Linked DNA regions of Homo sapiens: region 2 is linked to region 1. A link is an interaction called in ENCODE POLR2A ChIA-PET data of the cell type or tissue named here. Cell type or tissue: B cell. All regions are shown on one strand. Links, peaks and the distances in the headings refer to the core of each region. The heading gives the core; the rest is flanking DNA.

Region 1 (5,381 bases), core at 267-5,266:
CCCCATTAGAATATAAGTTCCAAGGGGTTATCTTACTGACTGCTGTACCCCCGTGCCTGTATCAGTGTCTGCAACTGACAGGTGCCTTATTAACACTTGCTGGAATTCTCTCCTCTACACCTGATCATCCAATCACATGACACTGGACGCACCTCAAATGCCATGTCCTCAATACAATATTTATGTCCTTTATCAGTACCGCCTGAACTTCAGTTCGACAAAGCTGGGGAGCACCTGCTACAGAACAGGCATGTATGAGCCAGTGGGAGTGTGACAATAAACAGGACATGGTTACAGTCCTTGTGGAACTGACAATCTTGTGGAATCTTACAAACTACAGTACTTCTATCATCCTCTGAACTCCTATGCTAATTAGACTGTACAATTAATGTGATAATGAGTCATGACATGCCTTGTAACATCTCTTCTATTGTATCCAACTATAATTTGGTAGCTGTTAAGGATACTATCATCCAGCGATGCCGGCTCCATGCTGAGTGAGCTGTGTTGTGCCTCGTCAGTCCTTCAACTGCTCTTCTGTGGATCCTTACACATCTCAGGCAAGAAAAGTTAAAAGTCGGAGGCCAAGAATCCTACTCTTTTCCCAGCATTGGGGTTCTCTATACCTTGCCTGGGTGCTCTTTACAAGAAATTCAGAAGTTTTGGAGAGTTAAAAGTGCCAGAAGATGAAGAGATTTTACTTTTTTAATAAGATATATTTGCATGCCAATAAAATTAGGTGATACATGTAAAAATGCTTTGTGAAGTACATTATATATATGCAAAGCATAATTTTGGTGTTACCAACTTTTCAAAGATCTAATGTTTGCTGCCCATATAGCCTCAGTTCTTTAGGGCTGGAGTCACGTTTCACGCTTCTTTTTTCTCTTCTGTGCCATTATGCAAGGAGGCTTCGTTAACAAGTAAGATTCTAGATTACCTCCACAAATTCTTAGTTCTAGACTTGGTAACTGCCTTTAGAAATAAAATTCTTTTTTTTTCTTTTTTCTTCTTAATAAAAAAGAGATGGAATCTCACTATGTTGCCCCAGGTCTCAAAATCCTGGCCTCAAGTGATCTTCCCACTTCGGCTTCACAAAGTGCTGAGATTACGGGCATGAGCCACCTCTCCCTGTCGTAAAATTCTTTATTCTGAAAATGATCAAGGCTTCTTCTGTATTACTAATGACAGAAACATCTCTTTAAAAATTCTACAGAAGACAGGTTTGCTACTGCCATTAAGAACACGGATTTGTTACTAATAATTCTAAAACCAGAAAGAAAACAAAGTTATTCACCTGGGCTTTATTCTCTCTAGAAACAGAACTAGAACAAAAATTCATAAATAAGAATTAAGCACAAAAAAAATCATAAACAGTGGAACAATGGTTCAATCTTTTTTTTTTTTCAGTAGACAAGGTATCACTATGAGGCTAGACTCAAACTCCTAAGTCCAAGTAAGACTCCTGCCTTAGCCTTGATCTCAACTAGCTGGGACTACAGATGCATGCCACCTTGCTCAGCTGAATCTTATAGTATTTATGACTGAAGATATAACTTATACTATAATTATAACTTATAATATCTATAACTAATATCTATCTATCCAGGGAACACTTATTCTCTCGAAGAGAACTAGTATGGACAGTTGTGATAGCTAGCTTTTTACAGTATCAAATATCAAATGTAGGCCAGGCACGGTGGCTCATGCCCATAATTCTAACACTTTGGGAGGTTAAGGAGGGAGGACTGGTTGAGGCCAAGAGTTTGAGACCAGGCTGAGGAACATAGTGACAAAAAATGTTTAAAATTAGCGAGGTGTGGTGGAACATGCCTGTAGTCCCAGCTACTTGGGAGGCTGAGGCAGGAGGATCACTTGAGCCCAGGAGGCTGAGGTTGCAGTGAGCCATGATTATGCCACTGCAGCCTGGTCAACAGAAGGTAACCCAGTTTCTTAAAAAAGAAGGGGGAAGGGGCGGGCATGGTGGCTCACACCTATAATCCCAGCACTTTATGAGGCCAAGGCAGGAGAATCGCTTGAGGCCAGGAGTTTGAGACCAGCCTAGGCAACATAGTGAGATTCTGTCTCTACAAAACAAACAAACAGTATCAAATGTAAATCACCACATTAATACAAAATGTAAAAATAAATTAATGTAAACACAAATATCCACAGACCAATTTATTCATCTTCTACACGAAACTGGATGCATGATTATTTTCATTAAAATCACTTAAACAATGGCATACAGAAAACATGAATCTTTTATACTTCCTAATCTGAGTTTTATTAGTTCCAAGTTATTTTGGTACTATAACATATACGATTATTTTAAAGATGAGCTGCTTACGACTAATTTCTCCTTTTCTTTTCTCTTTTTTTTTTTTTTTTTTTTTTTTTTTGAGATGGAGTCTCGCTCTCTCACCCAGGTTGGAGTGCAATGGCGTGATCTCAGCTCACTGCAACCTCTGCCTCCTGGGTTCAAGTGATTCTTCTGCCTCAGCCTCGTGAGTAGCTGGGATTACAGGCACCCGCCATCATGCCCAGCTAATTTGTGAACTTTTGTAGAGACCGGTTTTCACCACGTTGGCCAGGCTGGTCTCAAACTCCTGACCTCAGGTGATCCACCCACCTTGGCCTCCCAAAGTGCTGGGATTACAGGCATGAGCCACTGCGCCCAGCCAAGACTAACTTCTTAAAATAAAACCAAAAAACCCTTTTTCTCTCTTGCATGTTTCTTTCATATATAGTAGTTTCTTCTTACTGACATTTAAGATACTTTACCAAAAGGGAGGCCATTGAAAAGATCAGGAATCTGAAAGTTACTTTTGGCTTTTAGAATTAAAGTTGATTTCGTTACCTATCTGACCTTATCCTGTCAAAAACATCCAACCTACCTCTCCAAAATTAGTCATGTTCTAGTTGGCTTCAACTAGAAGCATTTCTCCCACTAGTCCATTAAGTTCAAAAAAGAACTGGGAGGTGAGAATGATAATTCTATTTAATTTATGTGCAAGAAAGGAGGTTCAGGCAATGACTGAGAAACTGAGTAACGATGGCATATAAGAGAAAGACTGCATGAGCAAAGCTAATGTTAGGTATTGTAGCAGGCCGCAAAACTAGAGGTGCTCATTTATTTTTCTGTTTTGCTCTTAAAACAAATAATAAAAATGTACGCTTTGGGTTAATGAACTTAAAAATCTTGCCAAAGTATATGTGTTAACACAGAGAGAGCCCAAGGCTGGCTGCCAGCACCCCGGAGTCTGTAATTATATATCAGCAGGTAGACACTCTCATTGTGACTCCTTGAATTTGTTTTAACTATTAACAACAACAACAACAGAAAAGTCTTTAAAAATCTCCTTACCAAATATTTCAGTAGAGTTTCCAACTTCAATTATCAATAATCTCTGTTTTTACTCTGAGTTTCTCAATGTAAAAACTAAAGGATATAAAATTTCCTTAACAGCCGGGCGTGGTGGCTCACGCCTATAATCCCAGCACTTTGGGAGGCTGAGGCGGGTGGATCAGGATCTTGAACTCCTGAGGTCAGGAGTTCAAGACTAGCCTGGCCAGCATAGTAAAACTCGTCTCTGCTAAAAATACAAAAAATTAGCAGAACGTGGTGGCGCATGCCTGTAATCCCAGCTACACGGGAGGCTGAGGTAGGAGAATCGCTTGAACCTGGGGGAGGCAGAGGTTGCAGTGAGCGGAGATCATGCCACTGCACTCCAGCCTGGGCAACAGTGTGAGACTCCATCTCAAAAAAAAAAAAAGAAAAAAAAGAAATTTCTTTAACTAAATCAAAATCATCCTAAATTCAAAATCAAGAACCAAGGGAGCATTAAGAAAATTTTTAATCTTGGGTCAGCGGACGGAAAATAAAACTAGAGAATATAAAGAAGGCCTTCTTTTTGTTTTGTTTTGTTTTCTACTGAAACTTACTATTTGTCATTAAGAATTGCAAACTATACTACTAAGAATGAACAACATTCTCTTCATTAAGCCTTTTTCAAAACACACAAGACAAAGCTCCCCTTTGGTCAAGGTGTTCCACACACTCCCACTGCAGCAGGCCCCACAGCTCGCAGCACAGTGGTGCACCATGGACTCGGGCACAGAGCCCAAGGAATGGAGATGACCCCAGTCTTCCCTCCTTCCCCACCCCAACTACACCCAAGGAGAAAGGATATGAGGAAATAAACTATGTCTTCAATGCTTGGTGGGGGCTGGGGGTGTCCTCTGCTATCCAGGTGGGCTGGTCAGTGCAGAGTGGGTGGTGCGTGTCCAGAGGGCCTTCTTTTAATTCACTACCCTAATCTATAATCCAAAGAGCCTTACAGTGACATCTGTGGCATGTTGAATAATGGCCCCCAAATACATCTATATCCCAATCCCCCATACTTGTGAATGTGTTACCATACATGGTAAAAAGGACTTGTATTAACATGATTAAAGATCTTAAAATGGGGAGATGAGGACAGACACGGTGGCTCCCAGCACTTTGGGAGGCCAAGGTGGGTGGATCGCTGGAGACCAGGAGTTCGAGACCAGCACGGCCAACATGGTAAAACCCCATCTCTACTAAAAATACAAAAGTTAGCTGGGCATAGAAGCGCGCACCTGTAGTTCCAGATACTCAGGAAGTTGAGGTTGCAGTGAGCTGAGATCACGCCACTGCCCTCCTGCCTGGGCAACAGAATGAGGCCCTGTCTCGAAAACAAAAACAAAAAAAGGTGGGGGTGGGAGAGAGATGATCCTGGATTATCTGAGACAGCCCAATGTAATGACAAAGGTCCTTGCAAGAGGGAAGCAGGAGGGTCGGAATTAGGAGTAGGAGATGTGACAATGGAAGCCACAGGTTGGAGTGAAGGAAGGAAGGGGCTGAGCTAAAGAATGCAGGTGACCTTTAGAAGCTAAAAAAGGCAAGGACACATTTTTCCTTCAGAGCCTCCAGGAGGAACAGCCCTTGCTGCTGTTTTAACTTTCACCCTGTGAGACCCAGCTTGGACTTCTGACCTCCAGAACTACAGGCTAACAAATCTGTGTTTTTCCAAGTCATTAAGTTTGTGGTAATTTGTTATAGTAATAATAAGACACTAATCAATCTTTTATTACAGTTTTAAGGGTTGTGAAGTTTAGTAGGTATTATTAGTATTAATTTAATTGAAGCTACAACAAATAATTACAAAAGAAGGTTTGAAATTGCCAGGCTTTTCCATGCCACACACCTTTGTGGGAACTACCAGTATCTATAGAGCTTTGGAGAAAATAAAACCGACATGAGAGCAAAGGAAAAACATGATTTTATATAAGATAAAGAAAGCCTTTAATTCCTGTGTACTCTGTAATAAGCTAGTGCAGGAGTGAAAGAACTTATA
Region 2 (5,333 bases), core at 334-5,333, 100 kb before region 1:
TCAAGCAATTTTCCTGCCTCAGCCTCCTGAGTAGCTGGGATTACAGGCGTGTGCCACCACACCTAGTTAATTTTTGTATTTTTAGTAGAGACGGGGGTTTCACCATGTTGGTCAGGCTGGTCTCGAACTCCCTATCTCAGGTGATTCACCCACCTCAGTCTCCCAAAGTGCTGGGATTACAGGCGTGATCCATCACGCCTGGCCTCAATCAAGGTTTTTAATTGCTAGCCACAGAAACCTACTCTGGAAGACATAATCAGAAGATGAACTTACTGACATATTTCCAGGAATTTCAAGGAAATGTCTAGGAAAGCTGGAGTACTTGGTTTGGAAAATAAACAAGAATAAGGGGAGCTGAGGGAGAAACATGGCCATGCTCATGCCACAGAACTAGAGTGATGGGGACGGCTGTGCTGTCACCACTGAGCCAGGATGGGGACAGCCCAGTTTGCCCACCAGCCACTGCCACGCCTGGTCCCTGGCCTGAGGCTCTAGCCTGGCCGCAAGCTGCCTGTTGCTGCCGCACTGTTCCTGCCCACCCCAGAAAAGATTCTCCACTGTCTCTGTTTCTTTACACCAGTCTGGGGCAATTACATCTGATTTGCTGAGCATAGGTCCCATGTCCCATGCTGGAGGTAAGCGAGGCTAGAAGGCAGGCGACTGGAGTTGTTAGTGTCTGTAATGGAGGCAGCCTCTGACTCCCACCAAAACTCATCAGCGAGACACTTTCGAAACAAAACAGGAGAGCTTCAGAGGCTGGGAAAGTGTCTTAGATCTTTTGGGCTTCTATAACGAGACACCAAAAACTGGGTGGATTACAAACAACAGACATTTATTCCTCATAGTCCTGGAGGCTGGGAAGTCTAAGAGCAAGGCACCAGCATATCCCGTGTCTGGTGAGGGCCCACTTCCTGGTTCATAAATGGCACCTTCTCGCTGTGTCCTCGCACGTGGAAGGGGCAAGGGATTTCTGTGGGGCCTCTTTTATAAGGACACTAATCTCATTCATGAGGGCTCCCCCTTCATGACCTGATCACCTCCCAAATGCCTTCTCTCCTAATGCCATCACCTTACAGATTAGAATTGCAACATAGGAATTTAGGGGGACGCAAACATTCAGTTCACTGCAGCAGCCAAAAGCAAAGTTACTACCAAGAGACCTCTGCCAGACCCAGGGGATTGATGAGACATCTTGGTACAGGAAAGAGAAGGCATTCCTCATCCAGGAGGACGAGGACTGTGGCAGGACCCTCAGAGACCTGCAGGATGGCCCTAAGGGTGGTGGGAGAGGTGCACGGGTCTAATCCAGGATTCATATATAGATATATTCATATCTATATTCATATAGATATGAATATATATATATGAATATCTATACATGAATATCTATATGAATATCTATATATGAATATCTATATGAATATCTATATATGAATATCTATGAATATCTATATATGAATATCTATATGAATATACATGAATATATGAATATATATGAATATATGAATATCTATATGAATATATATGAATATCTATGAATATCTATATGAATTATATATGAATATCTATATGAATATATATATGAATTATATATGAATTTATATATGAATATATATATGAATATATATATGAATTATATATGAATATATATATGAATATATATGAATATATATATGAATATATATATGAATATATATGAATTTATATATGAATATATATGAATTTATATATGAATATATATATGAATATATATGAATTTATATATGAATTATATATGAATATATATGAATATATATGAATATATATATGAATTATATATGAATATATATGAATATATATATGAATTATATATGAATATATATATGAATTATATATGAATATATATGTGTGTGTGTATATATATATATATATATATATTTTTTTTTTTTTTTTTTTTTTTTTTGAGACAGAGTTTCTCTCTTTTTGCCCAGGCTGGAGTGGTGCAATGGCGCGATCTTGGCTCACTGCAACCTCCGCCTCCTGGGTTCAAGCGATTCTCCTGCTTCAGCCTCCCAAGTAGCTGGGATTACAGGAGCCCACCACCACGCCCAGCTAATTTTTTGTATTTTTAGTAGAGACGGAGTTTCACCATGTTGGCCAGGATGGTCTTGATCTCTTCACCTCATGATCCACCCACCTCGGCCTCCCAAAGTGCTGGGATTACAGGCATGAGCCACCGCGCCCGGCCCAGGGTTCATATTAAGAACCAAGTTCTGGGAGACACTGAGGCCCCCAGGGGTTCTGGAGTCAGCACTAAACCAGGCAGCCCTCAGGTGAGGTCTGAGAGCATCTCAGAAGCTTCCAGACCCTCTTGGAACCCGGCCCACCCTGCATCTCACTTCCTTTTGGTGACTCGTTGCTCTGTTTGGCCTCATTGGCCCTTTCCTAAAGCCATCCAGTAAACCTCCAGGTGCCTGGTGGGTTTGTCAAGGTGTTTCCCCATAGGTTCCTGTGCTTCTAGTGGGGGTAGGTATCAAAGTGGCCGCAGCAGCCTTACTGGCCTGGTATGCAGGAGCGAGAGCAGCTGGGGCAGGGGAGACCCGGGGGTCTACCCTTGGCCAGCTGTGGCGGTCTCATTAATAGAGTGTGGCCTGGAGGTGAGCGGGATGAGGAAGTCACATTTACTGCAGCACCAGCTATTGCACGGTTATTCTGTGCCTGATGTTAAGTGCTTGACTCCGTTGCTCCATCAAACCTTCAGCACAACTCCTCTCTAAGCAGAGGATTGTCATTACCCATGTCTTCCAAAAGAAGCTCAATTATTCGCCCCACATCACCCGGTAGTCGGTCAAAAAGCCAGGATTCAAACCTAGGCTTGTCTGATTCCCAAGCATACATCCCTCCCACCAGGCCAGCACCAGGGGCCAGAGGGGTATAGGCCTGGGCCAGACCATGCTGGGGGCCACTACCCTGAGGGCACCTTGAGAGGGAAGGAGGAGGCCCCAGGACACCCTCCAAGGGGACTTCCCCCTCCTCCTTAGCATGTTCCAGGCCTCTTCCAGGAAAGCCCTGAAGGGCCTGCATCCCCCTGTGGCGAGGAAAGGGAGGTGGCTAGACTCGCAGGGCTGGGGTCCACGGGTAACAGGCTGTGGAGTCGTTTGAGACAAACGCTTGAACTGGCTCTTTCCTTGTGAGGTTTTCGAGTCTCTAAGGGTGGGGTGAAAGACCACTCCAAGGCTGCAGCTGCCCACAGCTGGCTGTGCTGATGAGACTGCTCAGGCCCCCTGACTCTCTGCCCCTAACCCCAGTGGCTGCAAACTCAGCCCCAAACTGGCAGGCCACCTGGCAGGAGGCCCCTGGACAGAGCAGACCAGGGCCCCGCAGGCTCCAGCACCTGCTCTGCCCCTCCTCCCCAGACTCGTCTCGGTCCCCAAGCCTCAATCCCCAATTCTGGATGGAGACCACAGGTTTAGCAGTCAAGAAAGTTCTGAAATAAGCATGAATCGCTTTCATAATGGAACTGGGGTGGGGTGGGTTAAATGACACTACATGAATAAGTTAAAGGCACTGAAGATCTCGTGCAAGGAGGAACCATCTCCCCCAGTGTACTGTGAGCCCCCCAGGGCCAGGGACCCTGTTCTGCTCGCCTCCAGGTGTCCCCCTCAGTGTGAGGCAGAGTCGGGCACATGGCTGCACAAAAGCTGTTTGCTGGTTGTCCGGTGCCTAGAATAATGACTGGCGCATCGGAGGCATTCAATGCATATTTGTTGGCTAAATGAATATAAGTAGGTTGCATATTTTGTCTTGGGATAATGTGTGACATCTTTTTCTGCCTCCCCTTAGAGGACTCCCCATGTACTCGCCTCCAGTCCACCAGGCCCTTACCTCTCCTGCAGTCTCATCTCCCCAATCCTGGGTGTCTCCTGCCAGGCCGCTGCTAAGCTCTGCCCAGTCATGGTTACCTCCCCACCTCCCCAGCTGCAAGGAGGATTCATCCGGCAACCAGTTGAGGCTAGATTCTCAGCAGCTTTATTGAATATTGAGAGGTGGTCTCACCTCCCACTGGACATGTGTCCTCAAGTTCATACCAGAACTTCTTTGGGACAGACAGACAGACAGGTGGCAGGGCAGGGCAGGTGTCCACGAGGGTGGGGCCAGTGCACCAGGGGCAGCTCAGCTCTCCAAAGGGGCCAGCATCTGCACCTGCTCCTGCTGCTGCTCCTGCTGCTGTTCCTGCTGTTGCTCCAGCTCAGGGAGGGAGAGAGTCTTGTCCTGGCTCTCTTTCTCCTTGAAGGTGCTGAAGAAGGAGTTGACCTTGTCCCTCAGGTCCTTCTCCAGGAAGCTCAAGTGGCCTTCCACGTCCCCCGCATGGGGGCCCAGTTTCTGCCTGAGCTGTTCCATCTGCTGCACCAGGGCTTTGTTGAAGTTTTCCCCGTAGGGCTCCACCCGGCGTCGGAACTCCTCCACCTGCTGGTCCAGGTGCCCACCCAGCTCTGCCAGTGACTTCTGCAGCCCCTCGGTGTTGCCCCTCAGGTTGCCACGCACGTCCTCGGCCAAGGGCGCCAGCCTCTGCCGCAGCTCCTCGGCACTGGCCGAGATCCTGGCCTTGAGCTCCTCGGCGTTCTTCTTCATCTGGAAGGTCAGGCCCTCAAGCTGGTGGTTGAGCTTCTCCTGCGTGTCCTGAGCATAGGGAGCCAGGCTGCGGCGCAGCTCCTCCACGGTCTGGTCAATCTTGACTTTGAATTCGTCAGCGTAGGGCGTAAGGCGTCCCTTGAGCTCCTCCACGTTCTGGTCGATCTTGGCCTTGAGCTCGTCGGCGTGGGGCCTCAGCGAGGCCTGCAGGCTGTCGGCGTTCTCCCGCAGCACTCTCTCCATGCGCTGTGCGTAGGGGGTCAGCTGGCGCCGCAGCTGCTCGGCCTGCGTGCTGACCTGGGTGCGCAGCTGGTCCGCGTAGGGCTCCAGGCGCTGCTGAAGCTCTCGCAGGTTGTCCCCGATCTTCTGGCTCACCTCATTGGCATGGGGCAGCAGCCGGGCCCTCAGCTCCTCCAGCTCCTTCCCAATCTCCTCCTTCAGTTTCTCCGAGTCCTTGGCCAGGCGTTCATGCAGCTCGGTGGCAAAGGGCACCAGCTTCTTCTGCAGGTCACCTGCGTAAGTGTTCACTTCTCCAAGTTTGTCCTGGAAGAGGGCACTGTGGGGAAGGGCACAAGGAGGCCACGTTACATTTGGCATTTACACGGCAAGACTTTGTCTGCTTGTATACCACTCGCCTTATGCACACGTGCTAGGACAGGTGAGTGCTCAGAGGTACCGAGTTCACCCTCCCTATGGTGGTGCAGATTGGAGAGGATGGGTGT

The links. ChIA-PET counts read pairs that join two places held together with the same protein. Peaks named below come from ENCODE experiments on the same cell type or tissue, not always from the same donor. Only the 100,000 strongest peaks of a DNase experiment are listed, where the experiment ranks them.
Region 2: POLR2A ChIA-PET joins it to region 1 with 5 read pairs; 2 of 35 experiments call an interaction of 5 or more read pairs at or near these places.

What each region holds. Positions count from the first base shown.
Region 1 is chr11:116,920,533-116,925,913 of GRCh38, forward strand. All of the region lies in intron 4 of SIK3 (SIK family kinase 3), which reads right to left. Among named protein-coding and RNA genes, the nearest start is that of APOA1, 86 kb to the left of the region's middle. In B cell, for the core only: no CTCF peak of the experiment used is centred there; a DNase peak (open chromatin) is centred at 4,669; H3K4me3 peaks cover 1,013 bases; H3K27ac peaks cover 2,507 bases.
Region 2 is chr11:116,816,715-116,822,047 of GRCh38, forward strand. APOA4 (apolipoprotein A4) reads right to left here. Exons shown (of 3, transcript NM_000482.4): 3 at 3,986-5,167. The coding sequence ends at 4,153. Among named protein-coding and RNA genes, the nearest start is that of APOA4, 3.9 kb to the right of the region's middle. In B cell, for the core only: no CTCF peak of the experiment used is centred there; no DNase peak of the experiment used is centred there.